2 separate regions of the Mus musculus genome follow, and region 2 is linked to region 1. Evidence: chromatin loops called from intact Hi-C (ENCODE). Cell type or tissue: left cerebral cortex. All regions are shown on one strand. Links, peaks and the distances in the headings refer to the core of each region. The heading gives the core; the rest is flanking DNA. Region 1 has its middle 130 kb from the start of Gm39526. Region 2 has its middle 36 kb from the start of Spin4.

Region 1 (5,377 bases), core at 323-5,322:
TTGTAGAAAAAGGAGTTTACACATGTCTGTAAACAGTTTGAATAGACTAATGCCTTTGAGTTAGAGAAAAAGCTTGCCCCCTCCCCTAAGATGATTCTTGGTTTAAAATGTGAACATTCTTATCTCTATCTGGAGGGCTGGAAATACATATAGATAGGACAGAGACTTCAAATCATTTTTCGATCTTTATAACTTAAATTTATATATTTCAAATTATTTTTAGACTTTTATAACTTACATAAGTTTTAAATCTTTTTTTAAAGATATATTTATTATGTGTGAGTAGCTGTCTTCAGACACACCAGAAGAGGGCATCAGATCTCAATTCTGATGGTTGTGAGTCACCATGTGGTTAATGGGATTTGAACTCAGGACCTTCGGAAGAGCAGTTAGTGCTCTTAATCGCTGAGCCATCTCTCCAGCCCTTATATCTTTTTAATCCAGTTATTTACCATGAGACATGGTTAGCTGATAATTGAGAGCAGTCATGGCTAAGTAAGTTAATTTAAATAAAGGAGTAGCAAAATTTTACATTGAAACCTGTTTTATGAGTTTATCCCTTCTTTTTAGTATGAAGCCTGTCAGCAGGGGAAACTGGATTTTGACTTTGCCAGCAAGAGACCTAGTATCTCTAGAAAAAAACAAGGCCTGCCTTCATGTAGAAACGGACTGAACAAGCAGGTACAGCCATTGGGTGAGAAGTTGGTTGCTTGCTGGTGCTAAACTGATAAAGCTACAGTTAGCCACTAGTCTCATCATAAACCTGACCAGGTTACATTTGAGTAGGGAGTGCAAATGACCTTTGTATTGATTAAAATGACAGAGGCTTACACATTACTTAAATGGTTACCTGACATATTCACTTTGTTTCTCCTTGGAAGCAGAGTTCTCAGTGTTGTGCTTTATAAAAAGATAAAGCAAGAGAAGGAATATGTTTTAGAGGAGGTGTAGTCAGGTATGGGGGGAAGGGAGTGCCTCTGCAGGCCCAGGCCAAGGCATCCCTTTCCCTCTGAGGGACCAGCCATGTGATGGTATAGTATAAAATAGAGCATGAGTGTTAGCATTCTGTCTAAGCTCTACCCTGCAGTTACCTGGCAATAGCCAGGTATGCTCCTCTGCACAGTTACCTGGCAACAGCCAGGTTGGCCTGGCCCACTATAAAAGGGGCTGCTTGCCCCTTCCTCTCTCTTACTCCTGTTTCCCTCTTGCTTCTCTCTTGCCCTCTTGGGCTCTTCCCTTCTCCCCTCTCGCCATGTGGTCATGGCCGGCCTCTACTTCTCTACTCTCTCCTTTCCTCTGTCTTTCTCTGTCTCTATTACCCTCTTAACTCCCCTCCCCATGCCAGAGAAATTCCTGGGCCCAGGTGAACCGGTCTCTGGTTCAAGAGCACCGGCTGAGTGTTAGCCCCCAGGCCCCTACATGATGACCTGGTGTTCTGGCCTATGCTAGAATCTCTCTTGGGTTATTAATGCCCTCAGGACACTGGCAGGGGCAGTTAATCCGATTCTCTTACCCAGGGGTCACTTCACTGTCTCTGCCTCGATTTAATGGGGTGTCTTGGTCTAAAACAGTATCTCTACATCTCTGCTAAACTGTTACTTTCTCGCTAATGACCGATGACACAGACTTTTCCCCTCCCCCCTTTCCCCTCCCTCATTTGCTGATTCCAGCTCCTGCTGCAGCTCCTGCTGCGGCAGCTGGTTCTGCCGGTTCAAGTGGGTCTAGCTCTGCCCCCTGCCAGGGACTCTGCTGCCCTTCCCCACTTCTTGCTCTTGGCTCTGTATCCATCTCCCCCTGACTGTCAGTGCGCTCCCTCAGCCCACTCAAGCTCGGCTGGCCCCTGCCTCCCTCATTTGCAGCTTGCTGCAGACTAGTTCAACCAGTTTGGACCCTACTTGCTGCCCTTCCCACTCTGCTCCTTAGCCCTGCTCTCAATTCATGGTGGGAAAAGTGGGTATGTCCCTACCCCTTGCGTCCTGCCAGGGGTCCCGTCTGTTGCCGCCCCCCCCCCCCCCCCCACCAAAGAAGCTGTTTTCCTGAACTAGCAAGCCTCTTCCTCCCTTCCTCTTTCCCTATCTATCTCCCACTCTACTCAGGACTTATAAAGACTAGGGGTGCAATGTGCCACAACTTCATTGTTAGGATATGGAACACGCTATTTCAGGTGCTTCCTTTTCCCTGCCCACTTAGGACTCTGACAGCAGGAATGCTGCCCAGGACTTCCAGCAGCAAGTAGGATGCCCCTCCCTGTGACTTCTGGCCGTGAGCAGGAAGTCCCGCCCCTCAACCGTGCAGACCCTCCGGCCTGACTTGCTGCGTCTCTTCCCCACAGGTCCACCAGCTGCGCTGTGCAGCTACAGTCACCAAGCCCGTAATGTGGTGCTGCTGCTGCTGCGGGGGCCCCCTAGTGGTGGGACAGCGACCTGCAGGCCACTGTGCAGCTACAGCCACCATGCCCTACCGCACAGAACCACCACCACCTACTGGCTGCTGTGAGTTTCACAGACCTCTACTATGGGAGCTGCTGCCACCCAGCCTCTGCCATGTGGGCTATGCAGTCAAAAAGGCCCAAGTGGTTACCTATCCATGTTCCCACACCCCTGGCCTGTTCTCGTGGCCTGCGTGCCTAGTTTGTGTCACAGGCCTGAACCTGCGTGGACAGACTCATTTTCTGTCACCATGACCTTATGCCATTGCTGCCAGCTTTCTTATTCTAGTCCTAGCCGAACATTTCTTTGCTAATACAAAAATATACTTTTCTCTACCTACACAGCCTGTCAAAGTTACCTAAGGTTTTCATTCCTATCCTGTCTTAATATGATTTTTACTACTGTCATTAAATTATATTCAGTTATAGCCAATCTACATAGTGCTCAATCCTGTCAGAAGTTTGTTAATTATTAAGTTTATGACAGACAGAATTCCCAAAGTCTTTAACAGTTGGCCCAGGGTGGTAGATGGTCTAAGAAGATGTGGACACAACTACAGGATGCTGCCTGGATTGTGATATGATAATCGCTGAAATACTCAGTGGGCAACACTGGATACTCTGAGTCCAATGACTTAGCTAAACCAAGGTAAGTCATTTCTCATGTCATGCATATCCATTCCACAGAAAAAGCCCTTCGTCTTCTGTGCTTGAAAGCCAGACTGACCGCCCAAGTTGCCATAGAGTCTATGGGAACTTTTGGCTAGTGAACTCTGTCACTTTTTAACTGCTAAAGTACTGTTTATTCCCCAAACTTCTGACTACATTGACAGCTAGAAAAAAGCTTTCACAGATGTAATCTGTTCTCTCCTTACCTAAACTCTGTTTCCATTCATCAAATGCTTCTTATTTCCTCTTCTTGCTATGCCACTGTCCTAACATTATCTGAGTTCCTATAACTTTGCCTAACTCTAATGAAACATTTCACTATATGATCCAACTTTTTCAACTTTTTCATCTTGTTCCTTCTGCTCCACAAAAGGCTCATCTTAAGGACTATTTATGTTGTCAACTCATGTAGTTATTTCTTTTATAAATTTATAAGCTACAGGACACCCACTCAGATCCACCTCTCATGGACCAAATAGGCTCCATCCAGATAATTACATCTGCCCAAGCCATTCCAGAGGGTGGGATTCCTCTGGGTTTCAAATGTACATCTTAAGAAAAATGTTTTTCCCAAATGTACTTAATCTTATTCTCTACCTGTAATAATATATTTTCAATATCTTTTCAAGTCCAGGTGCTTACTATGCCCAGGATAGCTCCTGAAAAGCAACCTCCAGATGTTCCAGTCTCCTGTCACAAACACAGACACTTCTACTGGACCTGTTCCTTCTGACCTATCCTCAGATGGCTCCACAGTCCCTGGACAGCAAGGAAACAGCCAACTCTCCTAAGACTGGACCAACATCCCCCATACCCATTCTTCTAGGTTCCCTAGAGACATGTTACCTCCAATGCCAGCATGAAGCAGCCACATATTACAAGGACCCTATTCCTGCTTCACCATCACCTCTTTCTAATTTTTTTCTTTTTTTAATTAAACCAAAACAGGGGAATGTTAGCATTCTGTCTAAGCTCCACCCCACAGTTACCTGGCAATAGCCAGGTATGCTCCTCCCTACAGTTACCTGGCAATAGCCAGGTAGGCCTGGCCCACTATAAAAGGGGCTGCTTGCCCCCTCCTCCCTCTCTTACTCCTGTTTCCAGCTTGCTTCTCTCTTGTCCTCTTGGGCTCTTCCCTTTCCCTTTCCCCTCTCTCCACATGCTCATGGCTGGCCTCTGCTTCTCTACTCTTTCCTTCTCTCTGCCTGTCTCTGGCTCTACTACCCTTTTTTTTTTTTTTTTTTTTTTTTTGGTTTATGGAGACAGGGTTTCTCTGTATAGCTCTGGCTGTCCTGGAACTCACTCTGTAGACCAGGCTGGCCTCGAACTCAGAAATCTGCCTGCCTCTGCCTCTCAAGTGCTGGGATTAAAGTGCTGCCACACTGCCTAGCTCTTCATCTTTTCTGTAATCCCAACAATGGGGAGGGGAGTTAAGAGTGTAGTAGAGACACACACACACACACACACACACACACACAGAGAGAGAGAGAGAGAGAGAGAGAGAGAGAGAGAGAGAGAGAGAGAAGGAGGAATAGAGGAGTAGAGAGAGGCTGGTCATGAGCATGTGGAGAGAGAGGGGGGAAGGAAATAGGGATAGAGGAGACAGATGAGAAGACAGAGTGAGCGCAGGAAGGCAAGAGCAAGAGAGAGGAGGAGCCAAACATCCCCCTTTATAGTGAGTCAGGCACATCTGCTGTTGCCAGATAACTGTGGGGCCTAGCTTATACAAAATGCTAACACCCTGAGAGGCATCAGCCCTCAGCACTAGCACAGGACAGGACAGCATTAACTCCTTGACTGCCACACAGGGCTGGATCAGTCTTTGGTTGCCAGAACCAGAAATCTGAAATCCTTTCCTGTGGATGAGGACACCAGCCTGCCTACCTTGGTGAGGCCAAGAGGGACAATCAACTCTCCAGTGTCCTGCTTCTCCACAGTTTGGGCTGGATGGTTGCAGTAGGCAAAACACAGGGCTGTTTTCTCAGTGGTTAGCATTCCCACAATTGAGATGGAATCAACTTCTTTGGGGGAGAACTTATGTCTGCCAGGATATGGTGTTTTGTCTATCATGGGAAGATTTTTTTAGTAGACATTTTAAATACCATATTCAGCAAATCTCTGAGGAGTTTTGGGGATATTAAGTATACCTTATTTTAAATTTTACTTTTGTATACTTTTTGAGTCTTATCCTTGAAAACAGGAGGCTAAATAAAGCCTGTCCCTGTAAATGAATTACATTTGTACTGGGCATGCTTATAAATGCAGTTCTGAGCACATTAA
Region 2 (5,377 bases), core at 170-5,169, 120 kb before region 1:
TGGCTCTGCGTTACCATCTCTAGTTTCACATTTCTGGCTGTCTCCTCTGTGTGTGTGCATATGTGTGTGTGCAGGTACACGTGCATGTGAGTCTGACTGTCTGTCTGTCTCTGTGTCCATCCACCTGTGCTAGGAAAAAGAACAAATTTATTACATGCATAAGCAATGGAAGTATTAAAATCTTTTCTGTCTTACATAATCTCTGTTTCTGCTTCTGGATCATGCTATGCAGAGAACATTCAGCAATTAGGGTGTCCACAGGAGATTTTTCCTTCCAAATATGCTCAATTTATTCACACAAACATTCCTTACAATACCATGCTATAATTTCATGCAAACAGTTATCTCACTAAGTGAACAGGGAAAAACAGCCAGTCTTGGGGTGAAATACTACAGGCTTCCCCTGAGGAACCCGGTCTGATGAAGGCATGTCAGAAGCAAGCTCAACCAGTATTCAATTGAAGATTCTTCAAAATGTCCTTGAGAGTGGCAGCTAGCCACTAATACTAACAGGCAGGCATTTGTGAAGTCAGCAGCAGTGCTAGAAATTCAAGTGTTGTTGAAGGCGGAGTCACAGAGTGGTCAGTTTCAAAGTCCTCTTAGTGATGGGAATCAATGAAGAGACTTGAGATGCTGTCTTAGGAGCATAGCAGTCTTTATCCAAAGTTCTAGCTTTCTGTATTGTCTAGGGAGAATTTTGTGCTAGCAGAGTCCACAGTTTAGGGCTGATTCATTAACATACCAGTACAAATTGTGGCTGATTCATTAGCATATCAGAGTCTGCCTTAAGCTTGGCTTTGACCGCCTGGCATGGTGGCGCATGCCTTTAATCCCAACACTCCGGAGGCAGAGGCAGGCGGATTTCTGAATCCAATCCGAGGCCAGCCTGGTCTACAGAGTGAGTTCCACGACAGCCAGGGCTATACAGAAAAGCCCTGTCTCGAAAAACCAAAAAAAAAAAAAAAAAAAAGCTTGGCTTTGAGCTGCCTTATGGCTGGATCATAGCAGGGTTGCTTTGTGGCTGACTCCTTAACAGCATTTTGCAAATGTTACATTATTCCAAGTCACACAAAATGATTTTCAAGTTGTACAAAATGATATCATTTATGTTCTTAACATACTGTTATTTCTGTAATTTCTGTCTTTCTTGCTTTTTCCTCTTTCTGAGTCTCTGTATCTTTTATTTTTTCTGTGTCTATTTACACACTGCCTGCCATCCCTGTCACTTCCTTATAAATCACAAACTGCCTGTCTCTTCTGTGTCTGTTTTTCTATTATCTGTTTCTTGGATCCTAAACCAATTTCTACTTGTGTCTCTCTGCACTTTTTCAATGTATCCTTGTCCGCTTGCCTTTTAAAATGTGTATTTATTCTTATCCATGTGCTGCTGGGCTATCTCTGCCTGCCTGACTGTTAGGTCCAAAGCAGACCCCCAAAATAGCAATGCTGCTTCCGTGTCCTAAGACAGTGGCCTAAGCCTAACCCAAGGCAGGACTCTAAGTAAGCAGAATGATTGTTATTAGGTAACTAAACACTGTACTCAGCATTATTCGGTGATCTCATAAAGCTGGCTCCTGTTTACCTCCCTTATCTGCTCCCAGTCCTTAACTACTTCCAGCAAAGCCTAGGGGAGCCCTTAAAGTATATGTTCGGAGATATCACAGCACCTATTGGAGAGTTATTGGATTATTTGTACCAGCATCCCGAGAATAATTCAATAAGTAAAAATCCCAGCCAGGCTAGAGTCCTCACCAAGTCCTCACCAAGTCCCCTTAGAGGCCATACACTGTAAGTCCAGGACTTACCAGAAACCTAGGCCTAGGGTTTTTTTTTAAAGGGCTGCAAAAGCCCAGAGGGAGAGGGATGAGAGAGCTGCTTTTGAGGGGTATGGTTACCCAGGGGTCTGGATGGGGCATTGAAGTGTGTGTGTGTGTGAGGGATTTTTTTTTCTTTTTCTTTCTTTCTTTCTTTTTTTTTTTTTTCTTCTTCTTCTTCTTTTGCAGTTTGGTGGCAGGAAACTGAGTTGTTGGTTTGGGCCTGTCCAACTGGCGGTGGTTCTGGGCGGCGGGACCATGAAGTCAGTGGCTGTAGCTGTGTAGTGGCCTGCAGGTCGCTGCCCCCGCCTGGGGGGAGGCCAGTGGGTCGGGGTAGCCCCGTGCTGTGCTGTGGCCTCGTGGCGCCTGAGGCAGCGGCGGCGCTGTGTTGCGGGCTTGGTACTGTAGCTGCGCAGCATGGCCTGGAGGGTCCCTGGGACCAGTGGGTCGGGGCGGAACCATGCTATGGGCCGGAGGAGAGCCGAGGCAGAGGCACCGTGGGTAGGCGCTGCTATGGGGCGGGACATCTTACTAGCAGCTGGAATACTAGGCCGGTGCCTCAGGCTGCTGAAGTCCGAGGTGGAGGAGGGGAGTGGGGAAGGAAGCACCCGAAGTAGCATACCAGCAACATGCAGGCTAAGTCCCAGGCAGAGAGGGAGAGAAAGAGAAAAAGGAGGGAAGAAGGGGAAGCAAGCGTGGGGAAGCAAGTCTCAGACGGGGTCCTTGGCAGGAGGCAAGTGGCGAGTACAAACACACTTTCAGGCTGAGAACCCGAAGCAGAGCCAAAGAGCAGGGGGGAAAGGGCAGCAAGTAGGGTCCCTAGAAGGGGCCGGTGCCCGACCTGCTTTTCAGGTGAACCGGTTGAACTAGTGACTGCAGCAGGCTGCAAATGAGGGAGGGGGGAGGGGAAGGTCTATCCTACCTTGGAGGAAAAAGAGGAAAAAGCAGGTAGAGAAAGACTGGCCCAAGGGTGAGACACATGAGGGCTGGTGACTAAATCTCAGAGCCCGTGCTGCTGAGCCAGAGAGCAGTTGTCCAGGCCCAGCCTGGAATTCTCAGCCAAGAGAAAGAAATTGCCTCAAAAGAAAAGAGGAAAGTCTCGCCCAAGGGAATAAGTCCTAGAACGAGGGTCAGTAAAAGACTGAATATCTCCCATCCTCAAGGACAACACAAGGGTACTCCAGAGCTCAAGAACTCTCCCCTGGGGCCATGCAGATGGTCACTCTTACCAGTGGGAATACGGGGCTTACCAGATCAGGGCTAGGGAGCGTGGATCTCTTGTGGTAGCTGAGGTGAGAGGCAAACCTGCAGTTTCTGAATCCAAGTCCTTGCACCACATGTTGTGTTTATAAGATAAAGAACTAGGGAGTATTTCTATGGGGGTGTGGTGAGGTATGGGAGAAGGGAATGTCTCAGTGGGCCCATGCTGAGGCATCCCTTCCCCCTGAAGAGAGAGAGAGAGAAGGGGAGGGAGAGGAGGGAGAGGGGGAGGAGAGGAAGAAGAGAGGGAGAGGGAGAGGGAGAGGGAGAGGGAGAGGGAGAGGGAGAGGGAGAGGAGAGGAGAGGAGAGAGGGAGTTAGACCCACTATAAAAAACCTGTGGGGTGGAGTTTAGACAGAATGAAAACAACTGGGGCATCTTGACTTCAGTTCCTAGAATAGAGTTGGGTGGTTTTCCATGGGATTCTCCATTAAGGAGATGAAATTCTAGTTAAATCTGAAATGACCTCAGCAAGACTACACAAGGGAAGAATCTCTGTACTATCTTGCCCTGTGACACATACATAGCAAAGGACAGACTTGTCTAGCCTCAGTGGAAGATGATGCTCCAAATCCTGTAGAGACTTAATGTCCCAGGGAGAGGGGATGTCTGAGGGGGGCACCCTCTCAGAAGTGGGGGGGGGGGAGAACTCTGCAAGGGGGAACCGGGAGGAGGAGCAACATTTGGGATGTAAATAAAATAATTAATATGAATATATAGTTATATTTTTTAAAGAAGTATGCTATAGCATAAGATGAAACTATATACTATCAGCTTATTTTCCCAGGTTTGGAGTAGTTAGTTTTCCTTGTTCTTAACTTCACTTTCACCGTTAAAATTACTTAATGATATATCAGATTTCTATGCAGTATATTACAATAAACAAAATGTTTATTTTCCATGGCCCAGTCCTGGTTGCCTGAGGACCACAGACAGCTGAGTCCTGGGTACCTTCCCAAGGTAGCAGACCCACACCCAAAGTAGAATTCTTTTGGGTATAACCCAGTAAAAGAAAATTAAAAGTTACTACAGCTTTTGAAGAAATCTTTAACAAACAGGGCTAACAATATATTTTAATGTCATATTAGAAGAGATTTATATTTACTTGGTATATAGAGGTTATTTAAAACCTGAATTAGGGTAAGAGTATCTCTATCTTTTAAAAGTTAGATTTTTTTTAAATTTTAGTTTCCTGCTAGACTGCATAGTCTATTTCAACTGTCTGTGGAAGAAAGAGAGGAATATAATTTTTCAATGTAAGCACTGTAATTCAGTGTTTATCCTCAAACTTGATAGCATAGTATGTTGTATTATGAATGCATCCTATATTTTATTTTAGGTATGCAGTAATATTTTAAAATTATAATTTAAAATATAATGTTAAGCTATGTTATATTACATCATTTTATTTCTCCTTTTACAGTGTGAATAGAAAAACAAATTGCTGCAAAATTTATTTACATGATCATTAATAACAAAATGTAATTAAGTTTAGAATAAGTTTGTTAAAAAATTAAAAATGACCCCACAAACATTTCTATTGTGAGCAGTGCCACATTAAGTATGAGTATTCAGGAATCTCTGTTGTGTATTGTGTTAATCCTGATATTCACCAGAAAGACAAATGCCACCATTTTAGGTCAAATTTAAAGGAAGCTTTATTAAATATTAAATACTGCCAAGAGAAGAACTTTGGTCAGGACCATTCCCCGGAATTTCTCAGCTGGAATGGCCTTGAGCCACATGTTGCACACCCTTATAAGGACAAACCTATAAGCCACTATACTTTCCCACGAAGCTTTGTTATTCTCCAAGAACTTTAGCATTCCGGAAAGTTACCTGGTGTCTGGGCATGCAGAGCTTACAAGTTAATCTTGGGCATTATAATTGCATGATTCAAATAGCTGGAGCTTGGGTTCTAGAATAATCTGCAATCTGTCTTTAAAGTCAGGATTAATGGAACAACGTGGGCTGTGCTAGTCAGGAAGAACAGTAGATCCAGTGGGCCAGGACATGAATCCTATAGGAAGGCAGGATGCTTCATAGCTCTTGGTCACAGAGTGGTCTGGGAAGGCAGTACCCAAGGGCCTGAGCCACTTGGAAGCCCACGTATCTTCATTTGTCACTATGTTGATGGCACCCTTGATTCTAGGAGCCTGCTAGTGGGGGCATTTGGAGGCCACTGCTATGACAGCCTTAGAGATTGTCCTTTGAGTCTTGGCTGTGACTAGGGCCCCAAGTAGATCTGTAAATGAATTGTTTCTCCCAGTTTATGGAGAGAGAGAGAGGTGGCCATGTCTGTG

The links. A loop is a pair of places that touch in the nucleus more often than their neighbours do. Peaks named below come from ENCODE experiments on the same cell type or tissue, not always from the same donor. Only the 100,000 strongest peaks of a DNase experiment are listed, where the experiment ranks them.
Region 2: it touches region 1 in a loop (4-fold over the local background); 3 of 42 quality-filtered maps call a loop at or near these places.

Annotation. Positions count from the first base shown.
Region 1 is chrX:94,862,767-94,868,143 of GRCm38, reverse strand. No RefSeq gene overlaps it. Among named protein-coding and RNA genes, the nearest start is that of Gm39526, 130 kb to the right of the region's middle. In left cerebral cortex, for the core only: a CTCF peak has its summit at 2,453 (motif pointing left); a DNase peak (open chromatin) is centred at 2,419; H3K4me3 peaks cover 292 bases.
Region 2 is chrX:94,987,544-94,992,920 of GRCm38, reverse strand. No RefSeq gene overlaps it. Among named protein-coding and RNA genes, the nearest start is that of Spin4, 36 kb to the left of the region's middle. In left cerebral cortex, for the core only: no CTCF peak of the experiment used is centred there; DNase peaks (open chromatin) are centred at 2,241 and 2,353; H3K4me3 peaks cover 530 bases.